Linked DNA regions of Homo sapiens: all the other regions are linked to region 2. A link is an interaction called in ENCODE POLR2A ChIA-PET data of the cell type or tissue named here. Cell type or tissue: HepG2. All regions are shown on one strand. Region 1 has its middle 5.0 kb from the start of RHBDF2. Region 2 overlaps PRPSAP1 (phosphoribosyl pyrophosphate synthetase associated protein 1). Region 3 overlaps UBE2O (ubiquitin conjugating enzyme E2 O). Region 4 overlaps LOC105371896 (a long non-coding RNA gene). Region 5 overlaps RNF157 (ring finger protein 157).

What was found. ChIA-PET counts read pairs that join two places held together with the same protein. Peaks named below come from ENCODE experiments on the same cell type or tissue, not always from the same donor. Only the 100,000 strongest peaks of a DNase experiment are listed, where the experiment ranks them.
Region 1: POLR2A ChIA-PET joins it to region 2 with 5 read pairs; 13 of 35 experiments call an interaction of 5 or more read pairs at or near these places.
Region 3: POLR2A ChIA-PET joins it to region 2 with 5 read pairs; 29 of 35 experiments call an interaction of 5 or more read pairs at or near these places.
Region 4: POLR2A ChIA-PET joins it to region 2 with 5 read pairs; 8 of 35 experiments call an interaction of 5 or more read pairs at or near these places.
Region 5: POLR2A ChIA-PET joins it to region 2 with 7 read pairs; 3 of 35 experiments call an interaction of 5 or more read pairs at or near these places.

The regions. Positions count from the first base shown.
Region 1 is chr17:76,504,428-76,508,427 of GRCh38, reverse strand. No RefSeq gene overlaps it. Among named protein-coding and RNA genes, the nearest start is that of RHBDF2, 5.0 kb to the right of the region's middle. In HepG2, a CTCF peak has its summit at 1,883 (motif pointing right); a DNase peak (open chromatin) is centred at 1,877; H3K27me3 peaks cover 1,155 bases.
Region 2 is chr17:76,343,500-76,347,499 of GRCh38, reverse strand. It overlaps PRPSAP1 (phosphoribosyl pyrophosphate synthetase associated protein 1), which reads left to right. Exons shown (of 10, transcript NM_002766.3): 3 at 2,763-2,829. It also overlaps the pseudogene HMGN2P43. Among named protein-coding and RNA genes, the nearest start is that of PRPSAP1, 8.4 kb to the left of the region's middle. In HepG2, no CTCF peak of the experiment used is centred here; a DNase peak (open chromatin) is centred at 1,959.
Region 3 is chr17:76,395,691-76,399,690 of GRCh38, reverse strand. It overlaps UBE2O (ubiquitin conjugating enzyme E2 O), which reads left to right. Exons shown (of 18, transcript NM_022066.4): 9 at 1-242; 10 at 700-854; 11 at 1,107-1,219; 12 at 1,308-1,436; 13 at 1,803-1,892; 14 at 2,870-3,563; 15 at 3,830-3,966. Among named protein-coding and RNA genes, the nearest start is that of SPHK1, 13 kb to the right of the region's middle. RefSeq lists an enhancer at 289-789. In HepG2, a CTCF peak has its summit at 1,511 (motif pointing right); a DNase peak (open chromatin) is centred at 1,530.
Region 4 is chr17:76,244,682-76,248,681 of GRCh38, reverse strand. The region is part of intron 5 of LOC105371896 (a long non-coding RNA gene); the gene reads left to right. Among named protein-coding and RNA genes, the nearest start is that of RNF157, 6.2 kb to the right of the region's middle. In HepG2, a CTCF peak has its summit at 66 (motif pointing left); a DNase peak (open chromatin) is centred at 1,871; H3K4me3 peaks cover 370 bases; H3K27me3 peaks cover 85 bases.
Region 5 is chr17:76,213,389-76,217,388 of GRCh38, reverse strand. The region is part of intron 1 of RNF157 (ring finger protein 157); the gene reads left to right. Among named protein-coding and RNA genes, the nearest start is that of RNF157, 25 kb to the left of the region's middle. In HepG2, no CTCF peak of the experiment used is centred here; no DNase peak of the experiment used is centred here.

The DNA of each region.
Region 1 (4,000 bases), 160 kb before region 2:
GGAAGCTGAGGCAGGAGAATGGTGTGAACTGGGGAGGCAGAGCTTGCAGTGAACCGAGATCGTGCCATTGCACTCCAGCCTGGGCGACAGAGCAAGACTCTGTCTCAAAAAAAAAAAAAAAAAAAAAAAGACTAAATGAGGTCCTGTTTCTCCTCTCAAATCTCTCCATGAGAGAAGAAGGAGGTTGTGTACATGAGCGTGGACACCACAGAGGAGGGAGCTTGTCCAGAAGGGGCGTCAAGGAAAGTTCTGGAAAAGAGGTGCAGAGCAGCTCAAGGCTCCGTGAGGAAGGGAGACCATGTCAGCGGTGGAGACCCTGGAGGCAAGTGAGCAGAGACTGGGAGCTACAGAAAGCCAAATCTGTGATGGAGAACATACCAGGTAAGACCAGGGAAGTATGTTGGCACCAGGTTGTGGGGCTCTCGATGGCTGAGGAGCTCAGACTGTCTTTGGGAGGTGACCTAGAGCCACTGGAGATCCTGGAACAGGAGCAGTGGTGGCCACAGAGCTGGCAGCCTGTGCAGGGTGGACTAGGGAAGGCATGGAGGCCACCCCGGGCTTACGCCTGAAGCAACCAGGGCAGCGGAAGAAACGGAAGGAGATGTGTGGATGGGCTGGTAGGACTGTAGCTGGTTGCTGTGGAGCAGGGGCAGAGAGGACCTATGATCAAGAAGTTAAAACTGTCAGACGCAGTGGCTCACACCTGTAATCCCAGCACTTTGGGAGGCCAAGGCAGATGGATCACTTGAGCCTAATAGTTCAAGACCAGCCTGGGCAACATAGCAAAACCCCATCTCTACAAAAATATAAAAATTAGACGGGTTTTATTTTTTTGTAGAGATGGCATCTGGCCACGTTGCCCAGGCTGAGCTCAAACTCCTGGACTCAAGTGATCCTCCCGCCTCAGCCTCCCAAAATGCTGGGATTATAGATGTGGGCCACCTTGCCCAGCTGTTTGGCTTTTAACTTTGTCTACAGTGCCTTTTGTGGCACGGAAATTGGTGGCATTTATGTCAATCTGTCAATCTTCTGGTTTATGGCTTCTGGATGGCATGTCTTTCTAGGGTGGCCTCAGTATTCCAAAGTTAAGTAACTTGCTTAATCTCACAAGCTAATTAGTGATGAGCTGGGTGTACCTGAACATTTGCATGCCCCCGAGGCCAGCGCCCTTCCCCCGGGCCTCACTCTCCTCCCAGGGTGACTGAGGCCTCCAAGGTTGGGGAGGGAAGATACAGCAGTGATGGGCGCCTGAAAAATGAGCACAGCTGGGCTGAGCAGGTGACAGGGGCTCTGGAATAGCTTTCAAAGTCCATTCCCAAGGGCTAATGGGAATGACCGAGCCCTGGCTGAGACTAGGATGACCCAGTGGAGGGCTGACAGTGGGGTGAGAACACTGGTGAGGAGCAGCCTGCTGGGAGGGAGGTGGAGATGGATTTCAAGGGCACCATGGGGGAAGGAATAGCACCAGGAGGAGATAGCTGAAAAGTATCTCTGGGCCTAAGGAGTCTGACCACATCCGCCTCCTCCCCAGCACCCAGGAATGCCAGGCACCCTGGCTTCTCCCCTGGTGGCAGGCAGCTCCCAAGGTGCCTAAGGGTCTGGTGGCCCATGAACCCTTGGAGAGAGGTCACTCACTGGTGCCCTCCCCGGCATGTCGTAAAGGCAGGCAGGGTGGCAAGGAGAGGCGTTACAGAGGCTTTGGCATCTTGCTAACCACTGACGAGTCCTGTTGAGAGCGAGCCTGTGCCTCTGTGCCCTTAACCTTCAGGCTGGACTGCCAGGGTATCTGGTGAGAAAGCAGGTGGCGGGGAGCACTAAGACTGCGGCTTCCCCGGGTTCCCCTGACCACGTGGATTCCTTGGCGCGGTACCTCTTCTCGCCACCAGATGGCGATCCCGCATCATCAATCTCTGCGGCCAGGCGGGCAAGATCCTGTGGTTCCTTTCTCTGGGGCTCCCACCTGGGCCCACTCCCGCTGCCGACTCTCCCTGCTGGAGGCCTGGGGGTAAGGGGAGGTAAATCCAGAGCATATATGGAGAGGAAGTCTGGGGGCTTGTGTCAGCTAAATTCCGAAGAGAGGGGATGCCCTTCTCATCCCTCCCTCTACTCTGCTCCCCCAGCCACTCCCCTGCTCCCTCTCACCTGGCCTCCCCACCTTTGCCCAAACCCATCTGTCCTGAGCACAGCCAGAATGGCCCTTCCAAAAGATGGGAATGGTCCACCGGAATGGCTGGAAAGAGTATGGGTGTGGGGCCCAGCACCCAGCCCTGCTCTCTCTCACCACCTGTGCGTTCTTGGGCACAGTCCTACACTTCTCTGAACCTTGACAAGGAAGTCAGCATCCAGCATCCTCTCATTCAAAAGATTCACTGTTCCTTTTTTTTTTTTTTTTTTTTTTTTTGAGATGGAGTCTCACTCTGTCGCCCAGGGTGGAGTGCAGAGGCGCGATCTCAGCTCACTGCAGCCTCCACCTCCCAGGTTCAAGCGATTCTCCTGCCTCAGCCTCCCAAGTAGCTGGGATTACAGGCATGTGCGATCATGCCTGGCTAATTTTTGTATTTTTAGTAGAGATGGGGGTTCCATCATGTTGTCCAGGTGGGTCTCGAATTCCTGACCTCAAGTGATCCACCACCGGCTTGGCCTCCGAAAGTGCTGGGATTACAGGTGTGAGCCACCACACCCGGCCGCTCACGTTCTAAAAATGAAAAAAGCTAAACATAGACCCCTAATATTTTACTCCCGTGGACAAATACCAGGGCGTCCTTCAAAGGTGTGTTGTCGGAGCTTTTCTGAGTTTGCTAACTAATGGCTTCAAGACCCTCTGCCCTTTTCTTCCGAGGATCACAAAGTGAGTCTTGAGGGGGTCTCAGGGTGTGCAGTTCCCAGGGTGGGTCCCTCTCTGGGGCATGTTCTCCTGCCTTCCTCTAAGGCAGTACTCACTGAGGACCAACGCTTCTCAATGTCAAACTCTGTCGCTGGTCTTAATTCCACAGCAGCCTCAGTGTCCTCATCTGTAAAGCCTGACCTGCCTATCTGCAGAATTGTTGTCAAGATTTAAAAAATAAAATAGGCTGGGCGCAGTGGCTCATGCCTGTAAACCCAGCACTGTGGGAGGCCGAGGCGGGAAGATCGCTTGAGTCCAGGAGTTCAAGACCAGCCTGGGCAACATAGTGAGACCTCCATCTCTACAAACAATAAAGCAAAATTAGCTGAGTGTGGTGGCCTGTAGTCCCAGCTACTCAGGAGGTTGAGGTGGGAGGATCACTTGAGCCCAGGAGGTTGAGGCTACAGTGATTCCCATTGTACCACTGCACTCCAGCCTGGATGACAGAGCAAGATAACGGCCTCAAAAAATAATAATAGGCCGGGCACAGTGGCTCACACCTGTAATCCCAGTGCTTTGGGAGGCTGAAGTGGGCAGATCACGAGGTCAGGAGATCGAGACCATCCTGGCCAATATGGTGAAACCCCATCTCTACTAAAAATACAAAAAAAAAGGCCAGGCACAGTGGCTCATACTTGTAATCCCAGCACTTTGGGAGACAGAGGCAGGAGGATCACCTGAGGTTGGGAGTTCGAGACCAGCCTGACCAACATGGAGAAACCCCATCTCTACTAAAAATATACAAAATTAGCCAGGTGTGGTGGTGCATGCCTGTAATCCCAGCTACTTGGGAGGCTGAGGCAGGAGAATCGCTTGAACCCGAGAGGTGGAGGTTGTGGTGAGCCGAGATTGCGCCATTGCACTCCAGCCTGGGCAACAAGAGAGAAACTCTGTCTCAAAAAAAAAAAATTAGTTGGATGTGGTGGCGCATGCCTGTAATCCCAGCTGCTCGGGAAACTGAGACACGAGAATCACTTGAACCCAGAAGGCCGAGGTTGCAGTGAGTGGAGATTGCGCCACTGCACTCCAGCCTGGCGACAGAGCGAGACTGCGGTTCAAAAATAAATAAATAATAATAATAAATGAAATAGTGTCTGTGAAAGCATGTTTTAAAGG
Region 2 (4,000 bases):
TTTTTTTTTTTTTTTGACGGAGTCTTGCTCTGTCACCCAGGCTGGAGTGCAGTGGCATGATCTTGGCTCACTGCAACCTCCACCTCCCAGGTTCAAGCAATCCTCTTGCCTCAGCCTCCCAAGTAGCTGGGATTACAGGCATACGCCACCAAACCCGGCTAATTTTGTATTTTTAGCAGAGACGGGGGTTTTGCCATGTTGGTCAGGCTGGTCTTGAACTCCTGACCTCAGGTGATCCACCCGTCTTGGCCTCCCAAAGTGTTGGGATTACAGGCATGAGCCACCGCGCCCGGCCCACTCTGTCTGCTTTCTAAGTGGACTAACTGCCTGCCCCTCTGCTTGGCACACTCGGATCCCACATCTTCCCATGTTCCCAAACCCCCTTCTGCGCTGCTCGTTCTGGATTGCAGTGAGGCCCTTTTTTCCAGCCCCATTGTTCTTTCTCCTTCGTCATGGCTAGCGTCTCTGGCATATTGGGCCCGGAGGGTTTGCTGGCCTTGTTGTTGTATCATCTCTCCTGGGTCAGTCTTTGTCCCTTCTTCCAAGTCCTGCATTTTGGGGTTCCCAGTACAGTTCCTGACATGGAGGAGGCTTCAGCATTTGTTGAAAAAATAATAAGGATGTCGCCCGGGCTGGAGTGCAGTGGTGCAATCTCAGCTTACTGCAGCCTCTGCCTCCCAGGTTCGAGCAATTCTCCTGCCTCAGCCTCCCAAAGTGCTGGGATTACAGGCGGAGCCACCGCGCCCGGCCAAACTCCCTTTTTCAGTGCACAACCAAAAATCAGAAAGCCACTGTAAAACCCAGTGAACATTTAGCATGTTGTTTAACAACTTTTCACAAGCTGACCCTGACTTTCCGGAAGTGAAATGAATATGGCAGAGTTTATCTGAAGATCCACAGTCTAGAAACGGAACTACTGCTCTTTTGAGGGGCGCCATCTCAGTGGCATCACTGGAAGGTCCAGATTGCCTGCCACACTGGTAATCAATTATGGGGGGGTCAGGTGCCAACAGATGTCTGGCTTTAAGGGATTTAAGTCCATGCTGAAAGGTGGAAAGGGAGAAGAGGACATAGAAACAAATTTGTCTTTTCAGAGCACAAGGCTTTTGTGTGCTGAGGTGGCCATGTGTGTCAAAGTCAGGGAGCCCCTCTTCCTGGGAGCCGAGAGGAAGTCTCTCAAAACTAGAAGGGAAAGGTGCTTTCCCCACATCAATCCAGCTTCGGAGACATTCTATTCATGACATATGCTCCTTTCCCCAGAACAACAATGAAGCGTTCTGTGTGCTAACAACATAGCTTAGAAAACAAAAATTCTGCGTTTTTATAAAACTTGATAAAAAATAGTATTTCAAACTGTACAGTCACCAGAAGTACACAGTTATCCAAAATGCACACGCTTCCCTCAGCATCTCCAGCAGGTGCCTGGTGTGTTCAGGCATCTCCACTTCCCATAGAGTCATTCCCCTCCTCGCCAGTGTCAGCTTTTTCCTTTTTCCCTTGGGTACCTTCTCTCCCTTCTTTGCAGTGGCCTTTTTAGGCCTGGGCTCTGGCTTTGGAGGGAGGAGCAGGTTTAGCAGACAGCCTCACAGATCTTCTCTGTGGTTCGTCTTTCACCTTGGCCTCATCTCCCTTAGCATCCCCTTCAGCCTTTCTCTTGGGCATGGTGGCAACGAAAGCAGCCGGACGTAGGCACTGGGAGCGGGATGCAGTGGCGGTGCACGGACTGCGCTCAGTCGGGGGTCATTCTCGCTTCCTCTTCTTCATACTGCTCCAAGACTTATTCTTTTGCCCCAGATAAAATGTTGGTTTAGATTAATCTTTACTCCCTCCAAATGTTTCTAGCTGTTGCATCATGAGTGCTTTGCTTTTCTGCTTTTTTTTTTTTTTTTTCTCCAGACAAGGTCTCTGTTGTCCAGGCTGAAGTGCAGTGGCACAGTTTCAGCTCACACTGCAGCCATGACCTTCCCTGGCTCAGGTGATCCTCCCACTGGGACTACAGGCACTTGTCACCATGTCCAGCTAATTATTTTTTTGAGATAGAATCTCGCTGTGTCACCCAGACTGGAGTGCAGTGGCGCGATCACGGCTCACTGCAAGCTCTGCCTCCCAGGTTCAAGTGATTCTTCTGCCTCAGCCTCCTGAGTAGCTGGGATTATAGTTGTGCGCCACCATGCCTGGCTAATTTTTGTATTTTTAGTAGAGACAGGGTTTCACCATATTGGCCGGGCTGGTCTCGAAGAACTCTTTTTTTTTTTTTTTTTTAATGAGACGGAATCTTGCTCTGTCACCCAGGCTGGAGTGCAGTGGCGCGATCTCGGCTCACTGCAAGCTCTGCCTCCCAGGTTCACGCCATTCTCCTGCCTCAGCCTCCCGAGTAGCTGGGACTACAGGCACCCGCCACCACGCCCGGCTAATTTTTTGTGTTTTTAGTAGAGACGGGGTTTCACTGTGTTAGCCAGGATGGTCTCGATCTCCTGACCTCGTGATCTGCCCACCTCGGCCTCCCAAAGTGCTGGGATTACAGGCGTGAGCCACCGCGCCCAGCTAATTCTTGTATTTTTTGTAGAGACAGGATTTTGTCATGTTGCCTAGGCTGTTCTTGAACTCTGGTGCTCAAGTGATCTGCTTTCCTCAGCCCTCCTAAAGTGCTAGGATTACAGGCATGTGCCACCGCGCCCGGCATGAAGTACTTTTGTTTTTCTTTTTTCTCCTTTTTAACATAGGAGCTTTTCTTAAAACTTCAGAACATTTTTATTTTTCAGAAACAAGAGTTGAAATAAAAGAATCTGTTCGTGGCCAAGATATTTTCATTATACAGACAATACCCAGGTAAGAGGACTGACTACTTTATCTCTTTTCTGTAAAAACCTTAACAATATAATTGATTATCTTTTCATATGAACAACAACTTAGTGTTTTTAAAAGTTATATATTCAGGCCGGGCGTGTGGCTCACGCCTGTTATGCCAACACTTTGGGAGGCCGAGGTGGGCGGATCACGAGGTCAGGAGTTCGAGACCAGCCTGACCAATATGTTGAAACCCTGTCTCTGTTAAAAATACAGAAATTGCTGGCTGGGCACGATGGCTCACGCCTGTAATCCCAGCACTTTGGGAGGCCGAGGCGGGCGGATCACGAGGTCAGGAGATCGAGACCATCCTGGCTAACATGGTGAAACCCCGTCTCCACTAAAAAATACAAAAAAATTAGCCGGGCGTGGTGGCGGGCACCTATAGTCCCAGCTACTTAGGAGGCTGAGATAGGAGAAAGGCGTGAACCCAGGAGGCAGAGCTTGCAGTGAGCCGAGATCGCGCCACTGCACTCCAGCCTGGGCTACAGAGCAAGACTCCATCTCAAAAAAAAACAAAATAAATGAATAAAAAACAAAAGTTAGCTGGGCATGGTGGCATGCGCCTGTAGTCCAGCTGTTTGAGAGGCTAAGGCAGGAGAAGTGCTTGAACCCAGGAGGCAGAGGTGAGCTGAGATCGCGCCACTGCACTCTAGCCTGGGCGACAGAGTGAGACTGTCTCACCAAAGAAAAAAAAAAGTTATACATTCGTTTGCATGTTAAACTAAATGCTTCCCCAAATACAATTACTGTCTTCTGGAATTCCTACCATTTGTCACACTGTACTGTTACCTGTTTACTTCTCTCCAGGCTTTTTTTGGGGACAGTCTCACTCTGTCACCCCGGCTGGAGTGCAGTGGCACAGTCTTGGCTCACTGCAGCCTCTACCTCCTGGGTTCAAGTGATTCTCCTGCCTCAGCCTCCCTAGTAGGTGGGATTACAGGTGCCCACCACCATGCCCAGTTAATTTTTGTATTTTTAGTAGAGACAGGGTTTCACTATGTTGGCCAGGCTGGTCTTGAACTCCTGACCTCAAGTGATCCATGCACCTCAGCCTCCCAAAGTTTTGGGATTTCAGGCGTGAGCCACCACTCCCCAAGCTTTAAACTCCTCAAGGACAAAGGGTTTTCCCATGGTTTGCACTGACCCCAGG
Region 3 (4,000 bases), 52 kb before region 2:
TTCCTGCTAAAAGAAGGCAGAGATGACAGGCTGCACTCGGCAGAGCAGGACGCAGATGATGAGGCTGCTGATGACACGGACGACACCAGTTCGGTGACCTCCTCTGCCAGCTCCACCACTTCCTCCCAGAGCGGCAGCGGCACGAGTCGCAAAAAGAGCATCCCCTTGTCCATCAAGAACTTAAAGCGCAAACACAAGAGGAAGAAGAATAAAATCACTCGAGACTTCAAGCCAGGGGACAGGTAAACTCAGAGTTGTGCCCCTCCCCAATGGCGTCAGCGTGAAGCCAGGCAGAGTGCGCGTCCCCTCGGTGTGCGTGCCTGCGCTCGCACACACACCTCTGCATGCCTTGTAGTGGCTCCGGGGCTCCCACCCGAGACAACGTAGGTGCCTGGGGTAGGCCCTGGTGGAAAGCAGAGACTGAGGAGTGGTGCAGAGGGTGGGATGGTGGTGGCCTTAAGCTTGGCCTTCTGGAACCACATTTGCCTGAGCTCTCCCAAGTGGATCCTGTTCTCAGAGAATGCGTGGCCTTGGAACCCTGGGTGAGCTTCCTGTGCACCAGAGACTCATCCTGCCAACCTGGGATTCAGAGTTTCAGGTTACCAAGCCCACAGGGACAGGAAGGGACAGAAAGACTCTCTGCCCTTTCCGCGGAGGGGGTGGGGTTTGCATGGCCTGCTGACTGGCCTGCACCCGCAGGGTGGCAGTGGAGGTGGTGACCACGATGACCTCAGCCGACGTGATGTGGCAGGATGGCTCCGTGGAATGCAACATCCGCTCCAACGACCTCTTCCCTGTGCACCACCTGGACAACAACGAGTTCTGCCCTGGAGACTTCGTGGTAGATAAGCGAGGTAGTGCCAGCTCTGGAAGGGCAGCCAGCAGGGTGGTCGCCAATGAGGGCCCGGGTTGGGGCTTGTGGAGAATGGGCAGTGGATCTGGGGTCAGAGCTAAAATGAGGTCCAGAAGGGGACTGCCCTCATGAAGGGGTCTCACCACTTCCAAGACGGGGGAAGGTCAGGGTTCTGCACTCTGCACTGGCTTGAGATGTGGGCTCCTTAGCCGGGATCCCTTAGCTAGTCACTTCCCTTTCTCTGGTTCCCTAGTCCAGAGCTGTCCAGACCCTGCTGTCTACGGTGTGGTACAGTCTGGGGACCACATCGGCCGTACCTGCATGGTGAAGTGGTTCAAGCTGAGGCCGAGTGGGGACGACGTGGAGGTGTGTGCAGCCCCTACTGCTTGCTTCAGGTGGGCTCTGGGGTTGGGTGTAGGACCCCTAGCTCATGACAACCTGTCCTGTGCCACAGCTGATTGGAGAAGAGGAAGATGTGAGTGTTTACGACATTGCTGACCACCCTGACTTTAGGTTCCGTACAACTGACATCGTCATCCGCATCGGCAATACTGAGGATGGGGCTCCTCACAAGGAGGATGAGGTACGCCTTCAAATTCAAGTTCTGGATGGCTGCTCACTGCCCTGTGCACCAGCTGCAGTCCCTGATGCTGCCACCAGGTGGCTCTAGGAGACAAGACCTGAAAGTCCTCTGGGCTCAGTGTCCTCAGAAGGGCAGCTGCCCCAGAGTCAAGCTGCCGCTCAGCACTAGCAGCTGCAGAAGGACTTGTTTCCCTGCCTCCCTTCTGGGGTCAGGCTTCTTGAGCTGCCGCTGGTTACATTTACCAGAGGAGCTAAGTTCCTTGTCACAAGCCAGGTGGGCATGATGTCAGTCACTGCAGAGCACAGGAGGGGCTGGGGAGCTGGAGCTTGAGCTGGGCCCCCTGACTTTGTCCCCTTTGCCCAGCAGCCATCGGTGGGCCAGGTGGCCCGTGTGGACGTCAGCAGCAAGGTGGAGGTGGTGTGGGCTGACAACTCAAAGACCATCATCCTGCCCCAGGTGAGGCTCTGGCAAGACCCCCCTGCTGAGCTTGTGACTATGGCAACTTGGGCCGGGGGCCACAGGCGTGTAGCCAGAAGATGGGCTCTCAGGTCTTCCTGGTGAGATCTCAGCGAAAGCGTGAGGGGAAAGGCAGGCATTCCACACAGCCCTTGGTGCAGGCCTGCAGTTGGCCCACCAGCCTCGCTTCTCCCAGCAATCTCTTCACGTCCATCTCTGGGTGCATGTAGACTTTCACAAACCTCCAGGATTTTCCTGGATTGTCAGCTCACTATGCTACGAAGAATGCAAGTTCCCTCCTAAAAGGAGATGGAGACTTTCCTACCACCCTTTTTAGAAAGCTCTAACAGAGAAGGAGAGAAAGGAGAGAGCCGACCCAGTTCTAGCCCCACCTGCTGGGTCCTGAGCAGAAGGGCTACACGGGCTCTCCTTCCCTCGCCTCCTGGTTGGAGCCACACAGCCCAGCTCTCCTCTCCTGGTCCACACAGGGGGCAGGAGTGGGGGCGGGAATGGCTTGCCCCATCACCTTAACGGCCATTCCAGGGAACGCAGCAGGATATGTCGGCCCTTCTACATGTCCCCTCTTGTCATATGTTCCCAGCTCCCCACACAGGCCTCCTTGGCTGCATCATTAGCTGACCCTGCGCTTTTCAGGTGTGGGACTGGGCCTGCCAAGGTCCCCTAACGCCTTGGACAGATGCTGACGAAGTGCACAGAGCAGGAGGAGAGGCTGGAACAGACCACTGGCTGGGGCTTTGGGTCCAGCTGGAGGGTGGGACAGGTGAAGGGCCTCTCCCAGAGACCTAGGGACTGCAAAAGCCAGAGCAGAGGTCAGGGAAAGGGTGGAATGAGGTTGCCAAGGCCTCATGAGCCCAGTCGCCATCAGCTGTGCGGATCAGGGATCCCCAGAGCTCCTCCTTAGTGGTGGGGAGGTGACTTCCTGTCTGCTTACCCTGGCACTTCCCTTCTGCCCCCAGCACTTGTACAACATAGAGTCTGAGATTGAGGAGTCAGACTACGATTCGGTAGAAGGCAGCACCAGCGGGGCATCCTCGGATGAATGGGAAGATGATAGTGACAGCTGGGAGACGGACAATGGGCTGGTGGAGGACGAGCACCCCAAGATAGAGGAGCCCCCCATCCCACCCCTGGAGCAGCCGGTGGCCCCTGAGGACAAGGGAGTGGTGATCAGTGAAGAGGCAGCCACAGCTGCCGTCCAGGGGGCTGTGGCCATGGCTGCCCCCATGGCCGGGCTGATGGAGAAGGCTGGCAAGGACGGGCCACCCAAGAGCTTCCGGGAGTTGAAAGAGGCCATCAAGATCCTGGAGAGCCTCAAGAACATGACTGTGGAGCAGCTGCTGACGGGCTCGCCCACCTCTCCGACTGTGGAGCCTGAGAAGCCAACTCGGGAGAAGAAGTTTCTGGATGACATCAAGAAGCTACAGGAAAACCTCAAGAAGACCCTGGACAATGTGGCCATTGTAGAGGAGGAGAAGATGGAAGCAGTGCCCGACGTAGAGCGCAAGGAGGACAAGCCCGAGGGGCAGTCACCTGTGAAGGCTGAGTGGCCCAGCGAAACCCCGGTGCTGTGCCAGCAGTGTGGCGGCAAGCCTGGCGTCACCTTCACCAGCGCCAAGGGCGAGGTCTTCTCCGTACTGGAGTTTGCACCCTGTGAGTCAGCCCTTGCCTGGTCTTCGCCTTCCCCCGCCTTCTCGGGGCTCCTGTTTGTGTCACCAGATCTGGGTGCAGGGTGGTTAGTCCCCTCGCCAGACCCCAGCTACTGCCCCAGGGCAAACCATTTCCCTGTGTGGTCACAGTGCTGAGGCCAGCAGCGGCGAGTGGGAAGTCTGTGGGTGTGCTCACCTGTCCAGCCAGGTTGGCAGATGGAGCTCCAGGGCCTCTCCATGAGGGACTGACTATTCTCTTCCCCCCTCTAGCAAATCATTCTTTTAAGAAAATTGAGTTCCAGCCTCCAGAAGCCAAGAAGTTCTTCAGCACAGTGCGGAAGGAGATGGCGCTGCTGGCTACCTCACTGCCTGAGGGCATCATGGTCAAGACTTTTGAAGATAGAATGGCAAGTAGGCTTGGCATGGGCAGGTGCAGATGTG
Region 4 (4,000 bases), 99 kb after region 2:
GTTATACTGAAAATAATTCATGCAATAGAACTTCTGAGAAAGAAGAGCCACCTATTGGCAGCAGTTCTCAGAGGCGGCTTCATGGAAGAGGCAGGATTTCAGCTGAGTGGAATTCACCTTGGCAGACAGGAATGGAAAGGGCACAAGTGGAAGGGTTTTTTTGTGAGCAAAAACATGAGCGGGAGCCACACGCAGTGGTTCACGCCTGTAATTCCAGCACTTTGGGAGGCTAAGGTAGGTGGATCGCTTGAGCCCAGGAGTTTGAGACCAGCCTGGGCAACATGGCGAAACTCCTTCTATAAAAGGGGTTTTGTGTCTACCAAAAATACAAAAATTAGCTGGGAGTGGTTCTGTATGCTGGTAGTTCCAACTACTCGGTAGGCTGAAGTGGGAGGATCGCTTGATCCCGAGAGGTGGAGGCTGCAGTGAGCCGTGATTGCATCACTGCACTCCAGCCTGGGTGACAGAGCAAGACCTTGTCTCAAAACAAAACAAAAACAAAAAACTCATACATGAGCAGGAATGATAAGCTGCATTTGGGGTATGAGCAGGTGTTTATTGGGAAGCAGAGAGAGGAAAGGGCTCAGGGATGAAGCACCTGTCTTCTGTAAGGTAACAGGGAGCCACTGAAAGTATATAGATAAGGGAGTAACATGATGACAGCTGTATATTGGTGACGCTAACCTGAGAATAATTTAGAGAATGGATAAGGGGAAGGAAGACCAAGAGGTAGGAAAATAGGAAAACCAGAGAGGAAGCTAATGAAATTACCAGACCTCTTTTCATACACAGATTTCATCTTGGAATATAAAAGATAACAGGGGCCAGGCACAGTGGCTCACTCATGTAATCCCAGCACTTCGGGAGGCCGAGGCAGGTGGATCACCTGAGGCTAGGAGTTTAAGCCTGGCCTGGCCAACATGGTGAAACCCCGTCTCTACTAAAAATACAAAAAGTTAGCTGGGCGTGGTGGCGCATGCCTACAATCCTAGCTAGCTACTTGGGAGGCTGAGGCATGAGTATCTCTTGAATCAGGGAGGCGGAGGTTGCAGTGAACCAAGATCGTGCCACTTTACTCCAGCCTGGGCGACAGAATGAGACTCTGTCTCAACAACAACAACAACAAAAAATAAATATGTTTATTATATTTATTATATTTATATCTTTATAAACAAAGATATTTATTATATATTATTATTATAAAAAATAATAATAAAATAAAAGATAACAGGGCCAGGCGTGGTGGCTCACGCCTGTAATCCAAGCACATTGGGAGGCCGAGGCAGGTGGATCACTTGAGGTCAGGAGTTCAAGACCAGCCCCGCTAACATGGTGAAACCTCGTCTCTGCTAAAAATACAGAAATTAGCTGGGCATGGTGGCGTGCGCCTGTAGTCCCAGCTACTCAGGAGGCTGAGGCAGGAGAATCGCTTGAACCTGGGAGGTGGAGGTTGCAGTGAGCCGAGATCAGGCCAGTGCACTCTAGCCTGGGTGACAGAGAGACTCCATCTTAAAAAAAAAAAAAAAGATAACAGGATACGGCTAACAATGTAATAAATATATACCTCATGGTGCGTAAAAAAGACCTAAGGCTTCCAATAGCTTACTGTGAGAACCATAACAGTGAGTGGTATTTCTGTTTATTACTTTGTCAGGATCAACACACAGTCTTTGAAATACCCTAATAGGATAGTAGTTATCACATAAATAAACAAGCAATTTGCTCAGAAATAAATGTGTCATTGTAAACAAATTGCTTGTCTGTAGTGGACTTTGGCTGGCACTCAGACTTTAGCTGGACACACTATTAGCATGCATACGGCACTTTTAACCTACTTGCTAAGAATCTGATCTCCTAACCCTCAGTGGCCTCTCATTTCTCTTTTCTCAGCAGCCCTTTGGTTCCTGTGCCTGGGAGGAGTTAGGTGACTGGTTGATCAGTTCAGTTCTGCAGCCCTGACCTCAGCTCCAGTTTCAGAAGAGCAGAGGGAGGGTGCAGGGAGTCTCCAGCTGAGAGGAGCTCAGTGGTTTTCTGATTCTGACTTGAGCACAGTTACAGACAACTTTCCTGTGAGTGCAGTTGATTGCATGCTCACACTGATATTGCAACAGCTGAACACGTGTGTGCACTTGTGTTGAGCTTCAGAGCTCAACCTCAAGTCGGCTTGTCCTCTTATGACAGCTGTAGGAGATGGCTCACCAAGGAGAGACAGAGAGAGATAAAACCAGCATAGCACCAGCTTCCCATATCAAGACCCAGTGCACAGGGAGCCAGGGATCCCTGGGTTCTGAGCTATGGCTACCACTTGTATGGTCTTGGGCAAGCCCCTTACCCTGTAGAGGTTGCAGCTGCCTCATCTGTCAGGGGAGGGGCTGTACCTTTGAGATTCCTTCCAAATCTGACCATCTAGCCAGGACAGGCATTTTCAAGAAACCCTGTTTGTTATTTTCTTCTTTTGATCTAAGTAACCGCAGGTGAGTATTTGTTTTGTTAAAGAAAGGTTTGGGGCTGTCACCACGCTGCCGCTTCCACATTCTACCTTTTCTAGGTAGCAAGAGGCAGACGCTGGGCTTTGTGCCTATTTGGTCTGGTCTGTTTCTCCAAGAAGGGCAGCTGGAGTCGATGCTGGGCTGAAATGTTCTTTTTTTTCCTTTTTTCGAGACAGGGTCTTGCTCTGTCACCCAGGCTGGAGTGCAGTGGCGCCATCTCTGCTCACTGCAACCTCCACCTCCCGGGTTCAAGCAATTCTTTTGCCTCAGCCTCCTGAGTAGCTGGGATTACAGGCGCGCGCCATCACGCCTGGCTAATTTTTGTATTTGTAGTAGAGACAGGGTTTCACCATGTTGGGCAGGCTGGTCTTGAGCTACTGACCTCGTGATCCACCCGCGTCAGCCTCCCAGTGCTGGGATTGCAGGCATGAGCCACCGCGCCTGGCCTGCACAGCTAATTTTTAAATATTTTTTTTGTAGAGATAGGATCTCACTATGTTGCCCAGGCTGGTGCTGAACTCCTGGGCTCAGGCAATCCTCCCACCTCAGCCTCCCAAAGCACTGGGATTACAGGTGTGAGCTACCAGGCCTGCCCTGCCAAGCTGAAATGTTAGCCTCACACTTTTTTTTTTTTTTTTTTTGAGACGCAGTCTCCTTCTGTGGCCCCAGGCTGGAGTGCAGTGGCGCAATCTGGACTCGCTTCAACCTCCGCTTCACTGGTTCAAGCGATTCTCCTGCCTCAGCCTCCCGAGTAGCTGGGATTACAGGCGTGTGCCACCACGCCTGGCTAATTTTTGTATTTTTAGTAGAAACGGGGTTTCACCATGTTGGCCAGGATGGTCTCAAACTCCTGACCTCAGGTGATACATCTGCCTCGGCCTCCCAAAGTGCTGGGATTACAGGCGTGGGCCACTGCACCCAGCCCGCACATTCTTTTTACACCAACTTTAGGATGCAGAATGTGTAGTCCCAGGTGGAGTGAGCTCAAAGCCAAAAGAAGAGCAGGACCAACAAGGAAGAGAATGAAGGCAGAAGTGAACAGGTAGAACCAAGCTTACAAGGTCTGGTATTTGATAGAAACAACAAAAAATAGAACAGACTCTCCCAATTTCTTCAAACTAGTCTGTAAACATAAATAGAGTCTTGGGCCCCTCATTTCTCCAATGCCAGATGCCTGGGCAGCAGGGCTGGAACCAGAGTGAGGCAGGTGAGGCAATTGCATGACACTGAGAGTAAGAACTGTTCTTTTTTTTGAGATGGTGTCCTGCTCTGTTGCCAGGCTGGAGTGCAGTGGCCTGATATCAGCTCAGTGCAAACTCCGCCTCCCGGGTTCAAGCGATTCTCCTGGCTCAGCCTCCCGAGTAGCTGGGACTACAGGTGCGTGCCACCATGCCCAGCTAATTTTTGTATTTTTAGTAAAGATGGGGTTGGCCAGGATGGTCTCGATCTCTTGACCTCGTGATCCGCCCATCTTGGCCTCCCAAAGTGCTGGGATTACAGGTGTGAGCCAC
Region 5 (4,000 bases), 130 kb after region 2:
AAGAAAGGAAAAAGCAAATTTTTGGTTGTAAAATGAAATACCAATAAGTAAATTTATTTTTCCTTTTAACAGATGAGGATGGCTGGGCTCGGTGGCTCACACCTGTAATCCCAACACTTTGGGAGGCTGAGGCGGGCAGGTCTCTTGACCCAGGAGTTTGAGACCAGCCTGGCCAACATGGTGAAACTCCATCTCTACAGAAAAACAAAAACAAACAAAAAATAGATGAAGGTTTGGGGAGCTCTTTTTAATTCATACAATCTTGCACATTTTATGCGTCTTCCCCTTAATAACCAAAAGTTTAGAAATTAATATTGCTAAAGAATTATTGAGTGATTGAACAGGTGTTCAAGCTAATTTTAAGTAAAAGTAAGAACAATTTTGCCAACTTTGTAATTTTGAGAAAATCATTCCCAGTTATAAGTATACAGCTTATATAGCTTTTATGGGGTTTTTTGTTTGTTTGTTTGTTTTTTGTTTTTGTTTTTGTTTTTTTTTGACACAGGGTCTTGCTCTTTTACCCAGACTGGAATGTAATGGCGCAGTCATGGCTCACTGCAGGCCTGACCTCCTGGGCTCAAGTGATCCTCCCACCTCAGCCTATTGAGTAGCTGGGACCACAGGCTTGGGCCATCATACCCAGCTAATTTTTTAATTTTTTGTCGAGACAAGGGTCTAATTATAATATATTGTGAACATTTTTAATGTCAGTAGATATAGATTTACAACACCACTTTGAAAGGCTTCATAATACTCTACTGACTGAATATACCATAGTATTATTATTATTATTATTTTTAAATATACAGAGACAGAGCCTCACCATGTTGCCTAGGCTGGTCTTGAGCTCCTGGGCTCAAGTGATCCTCTCACCTTGGCCTCCCAAAGTGCTAGGATTACAGGTGTGAGCCACCACACCCAGACTATTCTTGATTTTAATGCAAGGCAAAACTACAATTAGCTCTACACATCTTTTGTGGTCATTTCTTTTCTTTTAATATTATGGCATAAAAGGGCATTTCTAATCGAACCCTGTTGCCTGCTTTAACTCTTTAGCCCCCAAATCATTAGGGGTCCTCTCTCGCTAGGTTCAATCATGGCCACCTCTAAGCCAATCATCCATGGATTTTTACTGCCCCAGATCCCTCCCCTGAGATCTCACAGGTACTGGAAACTCAGTGGTCCCACACTGAGGTCAACCTAGACAATTCCAGACATCAAACTCTCTTCTCTCCCTTTCTTTTTTCATGATTTGGGCAAGCCATCCATCTGTGTAACATCTTTAACTTTTCCAATTTTACCTAATATATGATAAATGTATAATTCCTGATGCATAGAAAATATATCTTGCTGAAGTTCATCAGTAAATGACTTAAATTATTTGAGATTGCTGCTTCTACTTAAGGCAACTAGGTACCTCCCCTCTCCATAAATTATGCACTTGGAAAATAGGGCTAGCAAGTGCCAGACATAAATAATTGATAATTAAGCTTTCCTAAATGATGAATTCTGCTGTTGTATCACTGTATCAGATGGCTGCCCTTTGTCTTTTTAAGTTTTAATGGGTGACTTTCAGTAGTTCCTCAGTGATTGCTTTGATCTGGGTTGCATTATTACTCTCAAAGAATGTTTTCCTGCTTGTTTAATTCAATAGTTGCCTCACTTTGTGGTGAGTGATTTTATCCACATTGTTTTATTTAATAGATGTTTCTAGACTAAAGCTCCTTGTGTAGAAAGTTTTAAAAATGAATGTTTGGTTCAGTTTTTGCTAGAATTTTCTTCTCTGTCTTCCTTCCTATGGCTTCTCCACAGGCTCAAAGTACTGAATCTCATTTTTTTTTTTTTTTTAGTTTGCTATAAATCTTTTTTTCCTTTTTTCTTTTCTTTTCTTTTTTCTTTCTTTCTTTTTTTTTTCTTAGAGAGGGTCTCACTCTGTCACCCAGGCTGGAGTGCAGTGGCAATCATAGCTCGCTGCAACCTTGAACTCCTGAACTCAAGCGACCCTTCTGCGTCAGCCTTCTGAGTAGCTAGAACTCCAGACGCATGCTACCATGCCCAACTAATTTTTGTATTTTTATTTATTTTTTGTTTTGTTTTTAGTAGAGACAAGGTCTTGCTAAGCTTGCTAAGTTGCCCAAGCTGGTCTCCAACTCCTGGCCTAAAGCAATTCTCCTGCCTCAGCCATCCAGAGTTTTAGGATTACAGGCAAGATCCATCACACCCTGCCTGCTACAAATCTTCAACAAAAATTGCAACTGATTTAGGGAGTTTGTGTATATCCTCAATGTATTATACACAAGCAAGCCTTTTGCCACTTAATAAGTTCCTTGTGTTAATTTCAGAAATGGGGTATATGAGAGTGTTGATAAAGGTATATTATGGGATGTGTCCTTTACTTTGGACAGCTTACCTTCATGGGAGAATTAGATAATAGAAATTAGAGGTAAGCGGCATTCGTTTAATCATCAAACTTAAAATGTATTCCCAGATGTAATTTTCAGCATAACCTAAGCCTCCTTTGGTGACTTCTCAGTTCCATCATATCCTGTCACAGTTCCTTGGTTTGTCCGGATGAGGCTGATGGGAATTTTGGCCCCTGACTGCTGATTTCATTTGGTTATTATATTGCACTGAAAATATTTCTGCCTCCTGGCTGATTAAGAAGGGGCAAAGGGGCCCTGCCATGACTGATGTCCCAGCAGTTCTGGCCATTAGCACTGTTAATGAATTTGAGGTGGAGAGGGTATGTGTGTAGCCTTCTTTCATAGCATTAAATTGTCCCCTTATTTTACACCATAGTCTGTGTAGTAATTGGTAGAGAAAGCCAGGGATAACTGTATTATCTAAATTCGTATTTTCCTGTGAAACAATAATGTTTGCAGCAAGTTAAAGTGTGAAGAACCTTCATCATAGAAGGTTATGGAGGTATAGCAGTAGTGGTGGGTGGGTACTGAGACTTCTGTGTGTAGGTATAAGCTGGCTTATGAAAATCTAGGCAAAGAAATGTGTGCGTCTGCGGATATAGGAAAAAAACTCAGTTTCTCCTATACACTCACAACACAAGCAGCACAGAAAACTTCTGTGACCTCTGGTCAGCAAAATGTGTGGGGATTCTCTCCACCAGCAACCACTCAGTTCTGCAGAGGACACCAGCTGGGTGTCCTCCAATTCATTTCACTTCTGATACTACTTGAAGATAGTGTCCCATCCCACAGGTTGAGGGTGCAATCTCACAAGACTGCCCCCCACTTCTGATGCCCATCGCAAGCCCCAGGTTGTTTTACCTGTGCTTCCAACTAACCAACCAGAAAGCAGGGTTCCCATAACCCCCTCCTTGGGTGTGATTAACTTGCTAGAGGGACTCACAGAACTAGAGAAACACATTTACGAGTTTATTATCAAGGATATTACAAAGGATACAGAGAGAGATACATAGGGCGAGGTTATGTGAGAAGGGGCACAGAGCTTCTATGCCGTCTCTGGGCATGTTACCCTCCAGAAACCTGTAAGTGTTCCCCTGTTTGGAAGCTTTCTGAACCAGTCCTTTGGGTATTTATAGAAGCTTCATTACATAGCATGGTTGATTACATCATTGGACATTGATGATCAACTTAACTTTCATCCCCTCTCCCTTCCTCAGTGGTTGGGGGATGGGCTGAAAGTCCCCACCCTCTAATCCTGCCTTTTCTTTCCAGTGACCAGCCGCCATCCTGAGGCTACCTAGGGGCTGCCAGGCAGTGGTTAATTCATTAGCATATGTAAAGACAAAAAAAAAAGACATCACTTTGGATATTCCAAGCATTTTTTTTTTTTTTTTTTGAGATGGAGTTTTGCTCTGTCACCTAGGCTGGAGTGTAGTGGTGTGATCTTGGCTTACTGCAACCTCTGCCTCCCGGGTTCGAGAGATTCTCCTGCCTCAGCCTCCCAAGTACCTGGGACTTCAGGCGCATGCCACCATGCCTGGCTAATTTTTGTATTTTTAGTAGAGATGGGGTTTCAC